Linked DNA regions of Homo sapiens: region 1 is linked to region 2. A link is an interaction called in ENCODE POLR2A ChIA-PET data of the cell type or tissue named here. Cell type or tissue: IMR-90. All regions are shown on one strand. Region 1 overlaps LRRC28 (leucine rich repeat containing 28). Region 2 has its middle 20 kb from the start of LINC03080.

The links. Peaks named below come from ENCODE experiments on the same cell type or tissue, not always from the same donor. Only the 100,000 strongest peaks of a DNase experiment are listed, where the experiment ranks them.
Region 1: POLR2A ChIA-PET joins it to region 2 with 7 read pairs; 3 of 35 experiments call an interaction of 5 or more read pairs at or near these places.

The regions. Positions count from the first base shown.
Region 1 is chr15:99,348,542-99,353,541 of GRCh38, forward strand. It overlaps LRRC28 (leucine rich repeat containing 28), which reads left to right. Exons shown (of 10, transcript NM_144598.5): 7 at 3,828-3,930. Among named protein-coding and RNA genes, the nearest start is that of LINC02244, 51 kb to the right of the region's middle. In IMR-90, no CTCF peak of the experiment used is centred here; no DNase peak of the experiment used is centred here.
Region 2 is chr15:99,453,211-99,458,210 of GRCh38, forward strand. No RefSeq gene overlaps it. Among named protein-coding and RNA genes, the nearest start is that of LINC03080, 20 kb to the left of the region's middle. RefSeq lists an enhancer at 1-27. In IMR-90, no CTCF peak of the experiment used is centred here; a DNase peak (open chromatin) is centred at 1,921; H3K27ac peaks cover 2,833 bases.

The sequences.
Region 1 (5,000 bases), 100 kb before region 2:
TTATGTCCTCTTGGTGCCCATTTATGTTTGGATTCATTTCTGGACTCTCTGTTCTGTTCCATTGGTCTAGGTTTCTGTTTTTATGCCGCATCATAGTGTTTTTGTTACCATAGCTTTGTAAAATAATTTTAAATCAGGAAGTGAGATGCCTCCAGTTTTATTTTTCTGTCTCAGTATTGCTTTGGCTATTTGGGTTTTTTTTGTTGTTTTTTTTTTGTTTTTTTTGTAGCTCCATATGAATTTTAGAAAATTTTTTTCTACTTTTATAAAGAATGCCACTGGAATTTTGATAGACCTTATATTAAATCTGTATATTGCTTTGGGTAGTTTGGACATTTTGACAGTATTAATTCTTCCTATCCATGAACACTGGATATCTTTCCACTTATTTGTGTATTATTCATTTTCTCCCATCAGTTTTTTATAGTTTTCAGTGTACAAATCTTTTTACCTCCTTAGTTACATTTATTCCTAGATATTTTTAAAAAATACTATCATAAATGGGATTGTTTTCTTGATTTCTTTCTTTGGTAGGTTGTTATTTGTATATAGAAATGCTATGAATTTTATACGTTGAAATGTATCCTGTAGCTATAGTGAATTCATTTGTATGTTCTACTAGTTTTTTTTGTGAAATCTTTGGGGTTTCATCTCTTTTATTTTTTACATATTTTCAGCTCAATTAACACCACGGTTATTCTCTTCTGGAATCTGCACACTTTATAATTGTTTTTATCTTCTAGTCTTAGAGATCTTTTTTTGGTGTACTGGAGTAAAAATGGACTAAAAAGTTCATAAATGACACTGAGACAGCTGAATCACCATTTGAAAAAAGGAATTATTAGCTGTACTTTTTATGCCATATATAAGAATAGACTCCAAATAAATTAGGACTCTATTTGTTAAAAAAAGGAAAAGAAAAATGAAACCATGTAAACACTAGAAGAAAACATCGGTGAATTCTGCTTAAACTTGGATGTCACAGGGAAGAGGTTTTCTAACTACGACTCAAACTCTGGAGGCAATTTAGAAAAAGATAAATTGGAAGACTTTTCAGAATTTTGCATGACAAAAATACACCATCAGCTAAGTTAAATGATAGCTGACAAACTGAGAGAAAGTAGTCATAACATAAACCACAGACATGGAACCAATGTCCCTGATACGTAAAGGACTCTTAAAAAACAAGGGATGAAATACCAAAAACCGGATCAAAAAATGAGAAAAATATTTGAACAGGCAATTTACAAAATGTATATAAATGCCCCTCAGACATAGTTTTGAAATGTTCAAACTCATAAGTAGAAAAATGCGGCCGGGCGCGGTGGCTCACGCCTGTAATCCCAGCACTTTGGGAGGCCGAGGCGGGTGGATCATGAGGTCAGGAGATCGAGACCATCCTGGCTAACAAGGTGAAACCCCGTCTCTACTAAAAATACAAAAAATTAGCCGGGCGCGGTGGCGGGCGCCTGTAGTCCCAGCTACTCGGGAGGCTGAGGCAGGAGAATGGCGTGAACCCGGGAAGCGGAGCTTGCAGTGAGCTGAGATTGCGCCACTGCAGTCCGCAGTCCGGCCTGGGCGACAGAGCGAGACTCCGTCTCAAAAAAAAAAAAAAAAAGAAAAATGCAAGTTAAAACAATGTCAAGATACCTTTTCTTACCTATAAGGATGGCAAAAATTTAAAAACGTGATGTTTTGCTTCCTATGGGGAAGCAGATGCTCTCATACGTAGCTGGTAGGGGTGTAAATTGTTGTAACCCTTTTGAGGGAAATTGTGGTTCCTTTTTGTAACTGGGCAGGATGATTGTAGTAAGACCAGCAGGAAGTAATGTTAACCCACCCTACCCTCTCCCACAGGAACTCTTTCTTACCTTAACTTTATATTACGCTCCTCCTGCTTTCTGGGACAAATTGTCCAGAACCCATTTGTGAAGCAAAAGACCTTCAACCAGCCTCTCTAATAGCAGTGATCGTATTGTATTACAGTTACTGTTTTTCCTGTTTCCACATCGGTTATGCTGTATTCATAGCTACATTTCCAAGGCCTAGCACAGTGCCTGAAGGTCCTTAATGGTTAAATGGGTTTTCATTTGCAATGTAAATGAATCTAAAAACCTCCTGATTCAGCTGTCTGGGCCTTTGACTTTCCTAAACTAAAGAAAGATGAGGAGGAGGAGCTCTCCTTCAGCCTATCTTCTATGTTTGTAAGCAGAACCCTAGAAAACCTTTCAAAGACTATGTTCTTTCTTTTTTCTCTCTCTCTTTTTTTAAAACTTTTAGTCAGGGTCTGGCTCTGTTGCACAAGCTGGATGCAGTGGAATGATCTTGGCTCATTGCAGCCTCGACCTCCCAGGCTCAAACGATCCTTTCACCTCTCCTGAGCAGCTGGAACTAGAGACACATGCCAGCACACCTGGCTGATTTTTTTGTATTTTTTTGGTAGAGATAGGGTTTCACCATGTGGCCCAGACTGGTCTTGAACTCGTGGGCTCTAGCAATCCGCCTGTCTTGGCCTCCCAAGGTACTGGGATTACAGGCATAAGCACCACCACCCCCCACCCCTGCCATATTATGTTCTTTCTTAAGAGCAGATGGTTAGCAAGACTGCTCAGGACTCTGTTGTGTACCTCTGTGACAATAAAGACAAATAGCCCTAGTCAGTGAGTGCTTAGGAGCGGAGAGGAGAGCTGGTCGGACATTCCTGGGCACATGGGAAGGGATGGCCTGTATATCTGAGAAGTGTCTCCACCACCTGTACTTGCCGGGAATCTCCATCCGTACTTTCAGCCTTATTTCCTCACTGGATCCTCTTCCATTCTTTGCCCTCTCACTGCCCTGCTACCTCTGGGAAATACCTGAATTCTGCCTCTTTCTGACATTCTTGTTACTGTTGTAGGCCCTTCTTTTGGGGCCCCCTTTCTCAACTTCCTCCCTTTCTAGGTTCATACCCACTCCAGCTCCTGCTCTCTGGCCCTTAAGTCTTGTCTATGCCACTGTCACACCTCACGGGACTGGGATTTGGGTTCTGCTTCACTTCTTCCTCATGAGGAAGTTCTGTCTATTCCTACATCTGCCTGGATCTTCAGACTCCTGCCTAGCCAGTGCCTGATCCCTAATCCTCCTCCATCCACCTTTGCCCATGGGAGGTGAGACACAGGAAATCTCTGTATAAGGTGTTAAAGAAAAAGTTATTCAGTGGCACTTGTTAAAGCATAGTAAGGAAGACTTTATTTGAGACCATCAGCCTAGGTACAGCAACCACTGCAACTGGGTCTTGTAGTTGGGGAAAGAGATTGGGCCAGCTCTGAATATAACGTGGGCAAGTAGGAATTTACAGCCAAGGAGCAAGGTGGTCATTGGATGGAAAATTGCTCAGAGGCAACATCAGGAATAAGGAGACAATATGTAGTTCTGGCAAGAAAAGGGATGACTGACCAAATAGAATTCTTGCTGAAGACAGGCCAGGGTGATTAGACCAAGGAGATGGGGGAGAAAGGAGGAACCCAATCAGATATCCCAAGTGAGGGGTTCTTGCTAAACTGACTTAGCAGAGTTCTTTGCTAAAACTGGATTTTACAGGGTCCACACGTGGACCTAGAAGAAGGTTTAGGAACCTGACTAAAGTTTGGCCAAGCAAAGAATCTGTATCAAGGGGCAGAACTAGGCTTGTTTAGGCTGACCCATAACTTACTTTATATAACACTTTTTATGGTTTTCTTCCAGAGTAGAAATCTTCGAATATTTCTAATACTATGTATTAAATTTTATATTTCACATTATAATGGTGCCTGTATATAGGAATTACAGCACTTTTCTTTCTAATCCAGATTTAGGTCGATCTCGAGAACTACAGTATGTATACGTGGATAACAACATTCACCTGAAAGGCTTGCCATCTTATCTGTACAATAAAGTCATCGGGTGCAGTGGGTAAGGCCGATTTCACATTTTGAACTAAAAAATAGATTAACTACTTTTGGTACTTCTGTTCAATTTTGTCTTTGCCCTTGATGATATGCTAAACCAGGTATCCTTAGAAACTAAGGATATTGGGCAGGCAGTTTGGAATATTGCACATTGGGTTCAGTCAGTAAGTTATTATTTTCTAGTCTAAAGAAAAATGAATCCATGTATACCTTTTTTTATTACAGAAAGAAACACCTTTATTTCCCCCCACACACCCCAGCTTTATTGAGGTAGAGTTGACAAATAAAATTGTAATTATTTAAATGGTACACGTGATGGTTTGATGTACCTACCACACATACCGTTATAAACTCAGTGGTGCTAGTCACAGAAAGTAGAGGAATCAGCATTAATTTAGAAGGTTTTCTTTCACTGAAGCCCATTGCCATGACAGTTTTACTGCAGTGACAGTCCTAGTGTCTAGGATTTTACCAGTTGGAAATATTTAGAACTCAACATTTGAGATAGTCCCTCAAAATAAATCATGATTCTAGCAACCAAAACAGATATTTCAGTTAATGGGCTTTTATTTTCAGAGCAGCAATAATCTTTTCTTTTTAGTCAGGCTTTTAGAAAGATGGCTTCATCTTCTCCTTCTACAACGCTGGCACAGAACCACCCTAAAGTGTTTCCCTGAGTGGCCAAGGATTAAGATGGGGCCACTCAACCACCAGGACCCACTTGTGACTGACCTTCCCTTCCCCACTTCAGCAGCCAAGTGAACACCCCGGGGGCAACCTAATCAGCATGTTTGACTCTCCCCTTCTAGTCCCCATCATCCTGCATGACTTGGCCCATGCTATGAGTAGTTCTGGCAAGAAAAGGGATGACAATAAGTGTATACATAGAAGACAGCCATTCCCCCCGTTGGTATAGCACAACTCCAGGGGCAGTCCTAGGAGTAGTGGCCTTCTTTTAGGAAAACTTATGCAGCTGTCTTGGGAAAGCCCAAGATGAGTTCAGTGCCTATACAGGCTGATGAACTCCAAGCTGAGAGATGTATTCTGGAACCTTCTGTGAAGCAAAGATAATAG
Region 2 (5,000 bases):
CCTCTTGGTCTCAGATCCAGCTCCTGGGACCTCAGGGCCTGCCCCTTCTCCTGCCTTGCACCCCAAAGCCTGCCTGGGACCCACAGCCCCCTCCCTGCGGCTGCTGGGAGCTGCGAGTGGCACCCACGCACTCTGGGCCTGGTCTTTCGGCCACGACACTCGCCACCTCTGCTGGGCAGTCTCAGTAAGTATTACTCCTTCCACGCAGGCCAACTGTAGGTGGCCGGAGGACAGTCGAGCAGTTCCTTCTGTCTGTCCTGCCATCCACAGCGGCCAGTCTTGCCCAGATCCATGTGGTCTCAGGACTGTGCTGAGGGGTCCAGGGAGGCTGCTGTTTTCCCCAAGTTACGCACAAAGCAACCATAGGTGAAGGGGCTTGCTGGGGGCCTGTGGCTGGTGAGTGGTAGAGATGGAAGCAGAACCTCATTCAGATGTCCCTGTTCTGTGGCTCTCAAAGGGAAGATCCCTGAGCACACATCAGAATCACCCAGGACATTGCTCACGATGCACACTCCCCAGCCCCACTCCAGGCCTACCAAACTGGGATGTCTGGGGAAGATTCCCAGGAATCTGCATGGTTGGGCACCCCCCTCACAGCCCAGGCATGATTCTGGTGCACACCGAAGACCAAGCACCTCTCTTGAGCTGAGCTCTCTCCCCAGGCATGATTCCGGTGCACGCCGAAGACAAGCACCTCTCTTGAGCTGAGCTGTCTCCCCAGGCATGAGGGTCAGACCTGCAAGGTGTCAAGTGCAAGCCTCCATCTCATGGTTCGTGGTTCCAGGTGATGACCCTGAGCCCAGCACCCCAGAACACAGAAGCACTTTCAGCCTGCAAAACAGCCAAAAATCCTGATGCCCAGGCTAAAACCTAGACCAGAGAAATCTGAATCTGTAGGGGTGAGACCCAGGCACGGGCACTTTTAAAAGTTCCCCTAGTGATTCCAAGGCCAGAGCTGCCTGTCCCCAGGCTGCGTAGGGGAGAAAGATGCTTCTTCCTGGGGGAAGGTGGTGGGGTGAGGCTATTAAACACACAACTAGGCCCCACCCCAGAGTTTCCCATCCAGCAGGTCTTGGGAGGGCCCAAGAATTTGCACTTCTATCAAGTTCCCAGGTGGTGCTGGTGCTGCCGGACTGGGAGCCACACTCTGAGAACCCCTGGAGAAGGAAGCAGGAGTGGAGGAAGAACTGAGGGTGGTTACATGTGGTCCTTGTTAAGGGGCAGGTGACTTGCTCCACTGAGCAGGGCCCACCTGTCCTGTTTTCTTAGGTGCTATGGATTCTCCAAATGCACCTGCTGAGGATGGGAATGTGCCTCTCCTAACATCACTGAAGCCATATAGATAAAGAATTGTGACCTTCCATCCAGGGCCCCGGGGATGGCAGGGCAGAGTGTGCGCTGCACAAATCCGGAAGCCACCATTCACCTCCCCTGCACTGTGGCCCTCCCTGGCATTGCCAAGCCTAACACATTTCCCACTGAAAGCACAGCATGTGGCTGTGGAAAGTTTCCTGTGGCACCTCAGAAATTCTGCACCCACATTTGCTTTCATTTGTCTCCTTTCTGCCCCTCCTCATTTCTGTTGGAGCTCCATCCCCCTGGAGGGTTTAGGATGGGATGGATCTGGCTGGCTTGGTACGGGGGCCTCTGCCCTACCCAGGACCCACCAGAAGCGAGCCTCCATCCTGGAACCAGGCGCTCGGCCTGGCTGACCCAGCTAATCCGGGCATGGGCAGCTCAGCCAGGTCAGGAGCATATGGCCTCCCTCCTTTGCCACTTCGTGCTGCTGATTAGGCCTCCTCCACAAGGAGATAAACCTGCTGGAGGAATTTGTTTTCTCTGGCAGCCCACACTCTGTCCAACAGAACTGCAGGCTGACTCACTGGCGCTGGTTTCCTCTGAGCCCCCGCCCATGCACGGCCTGTCCGGGCTTCTCCCTTTCAGGAGGCACTTCCTGGCTTGACCTACGTGTCCTGGGAGTTTCTGTCTTGTGATTCGGGCCCAGCTGCCACCACATTCCTTCCGTGACACTTGGCTGGAGTGGGTGGGCAGCCGTGAGCGGGCTGGGGAATCTTATCAGAAGGTGTTCCGTCTGGGGCCTGAGCACAGAGAGAACTCGCCAGCCCAGGAGCTCGGCTGGCAGGAGTGGAGGGCCCCCAGGGGAGGCCCCTCTCCGCAGGGAGAGAGGGCAGGTGGGCAGGGCCCGTGGGGGAGAACACACCCAACCCACCAGTGGGGAGTGAGGCCTTGCCAGGTATGAAACCGTTGGGGAAAGAATGTCCAAACCAGCTGGTGCCTCCCTCATTTCTATCTCCAGACCAGCCCTCTCCCCTGAAATCTGGGGTCATAAATCCAACTGCCTCCCTGACAAGCCTGCACTCCTGATTTCTACCCCCAAAAGCTATGTACGCCTCCCAACATCTCAGCAACTCCATCGTTTCTTAGCTCAAGCCAAAAATCATGATGCTATCCTTGACTCCAAGCCTTCGGCACATTCTACTTGCCTTTTTTTTTTTTTTTTTTTTTTTTTTTTTGGTACACATGAGTTTGACTGGATGACTGACTGAAATGTCACCAGCAACTCTCCACAGGGCCAGATGGGCACTGTGAGAAGCCCTCCCTCCCTTTTACTTTCTCCCCCAGGGCAGAGAGAGGAATCTGCCCTTAGGCTTACTTCCCTGGGAGGAGAGCATCATCCTCCAACCTCTCCCACCAAAGTGAGGTCCCCATGAGGTCACTGATGGTCCTGAGTTGGGACTGAAGGCTGGCAATATTCTTCTCCAAGCCCTGCACTTGAGACAAAGCCTGGAAAAGCCCCTGGCTGGGCTAGCTCACAGGCTTCCTGAGAACTGCTACTCAGAGAGCTGTGCTCTAGCTGGGAGGATCACCTTCTTGCAGGTCATGCCCCATATTTTGCTTGGTCCTTGGATGAGAGGAGGGAGAAACAGAGGGGACGAGGCATGGACCAGATCCCTTGGCAGTAGCTAAACCTTGGGAGCTGCCACCAGCTGCAATTACTTGCTTCTGCCTTTAATTTCATGTTGAGAAGCCACGGGTGATGGAAAAAGAAATTGGTCCCCATGGGCAGAACGCTTTTTCGATATGCATTTATTAGCAAAGCTTCTGAAGGTGTCGTAAGCTGAACGTGAGGCAGCTGCCTCTAGAAGTGAGATTCACATGCAGGGTGGAAATGGTAGATGGGAGATCTGGAGGAGAGACACTTTGGAGAAAAAACTTCTGTTTGCAAGGGACCGTTATTTTAAAGTTCAGAACATTTTTGCAACTATCCCCCTACCCGCCCCCCGGCAACCTCCTGGCTTGTCCCTTATTTCAAATCTATTGTTGCTCTCTAAGGGCCCATCCGAGCTGATGTTCTTGCTGATGTTCTTCTTCGAATCAGTGAACCAAGGAATTTTAGTACAGGTGCACCTCGTTTCGCATAATTGATATGTGTCTGAAAAATGATGTGTTAATTAGCTTTGTTATAAATTAAATGCTGTTTTAAATGCAACAAGATGGTTTGCATTTTAAGATAATCTGATGGCAAATTCATTATTTTCAAAGGCTCTTATAGCCAGTTATACTCCGGTTCATGGCTCCTTCCCCAAGCAGCCTCAGAAACGTCGCTGGGATGGATTATGATTCATATCATCACAGACATCCACAAATAGAGAGAAACTCAGATATTTTCACCGTGGTTTCCAAATGCTTTCTCTTTTTTCAGCCATGGAACTAATGTTTCAAATGAAATCTGGCTCAGAGCTGAGTGAATGGGACAGGGGAGAGGGAGGCCTCTCCTGCTGAATTAGTGTGGAGAACCCAAATCCCCACCTGCCTGACACCCGTGTAGCTCCCTATGCTCCCTCATGAAGTCCCCAGCACCCACTGGAATGCCCAATTTGAAAAGCACTGCTCTCAAAGCGTCATAAGCATTTTCTCTTATCAGCAGTTCTACCTCTAAGACTCTAGATCCTCCCACTGGAGCACAGATGTTCGTCACAGCTTCATTTTTGACAGCAAGTATTATAGAGGAAAACAGTTTAGCTCCTGCCACTGCACCGTCAATGGAGAATACACGGAGAGCCCGGACTTAGGAATAACGAGGCATCCCTCCCTGTCTCCCACAGGGGTGGAATCAGTGGAGCCTAGTGGGGAGGTAGAATTGCCACTCTGGGCTAGTAGGAACAAGGATCTTCCCACCCCCGCCCCCCTCCCCAGGCATTAATAAAGGACAAGTAGAGAACATGAACTTCTACTTCCACCTGGCAGTAACAAGACAGCACAGTGTCTCCACTTTTGCTGCTGGAGCAATCTCAGAAGAAACCAACTGGAACAGAAGGTTTAAATAGAATCCAGAATTTCACAACATAATACCCCAAATGTCCAGGTTTCAGTCAAAAATCACTTGTCTTATTGAGAACCAGCAAAACCTCGATTTGAATGAAAAAGACAATCAATATATACCAATACTGAGATGATGAAATGTTAGAATATGATAAGCAAATATGATAAATATGCTTCAAAAAGCAATTACAAACACACCTGAAACAAGTGAAAAATAGAAAATCTAGGCAAAGAAATAGAAGATAAAAAGAAGAACCAAATGAGAAATTTAAAACTGAAAAATACAGTAACTGAAATTAAAAACTCAATGATGGGCTTAACAGTAGAATGGACTGAGAAAAGTATCCACAAACTCGAAGATAGAACGACAGATATTACCCAGTTTGAACAAAGAGAACATAGACAGAAGAGTAAGAAGAAGGAGGAGAAGGAGAAGAGTAGTAGTAGAAGAACAAGAGAGTTTCAGGGATATGTGGGATGATTAAAAAATTCTAACATTTATTGTCATCAGAGTTCCAGAAGAAGAGGAGAATGAGGGCTGAAAAAGTACTCAAAGAAATAATGGCTGAAAACTTCCTAAATTTGTCAAAAGACATAAATTTACTGATTCAAGAAACTGAGTGACCCTCAAACAAAATAAATTCAAAGAAATTTAT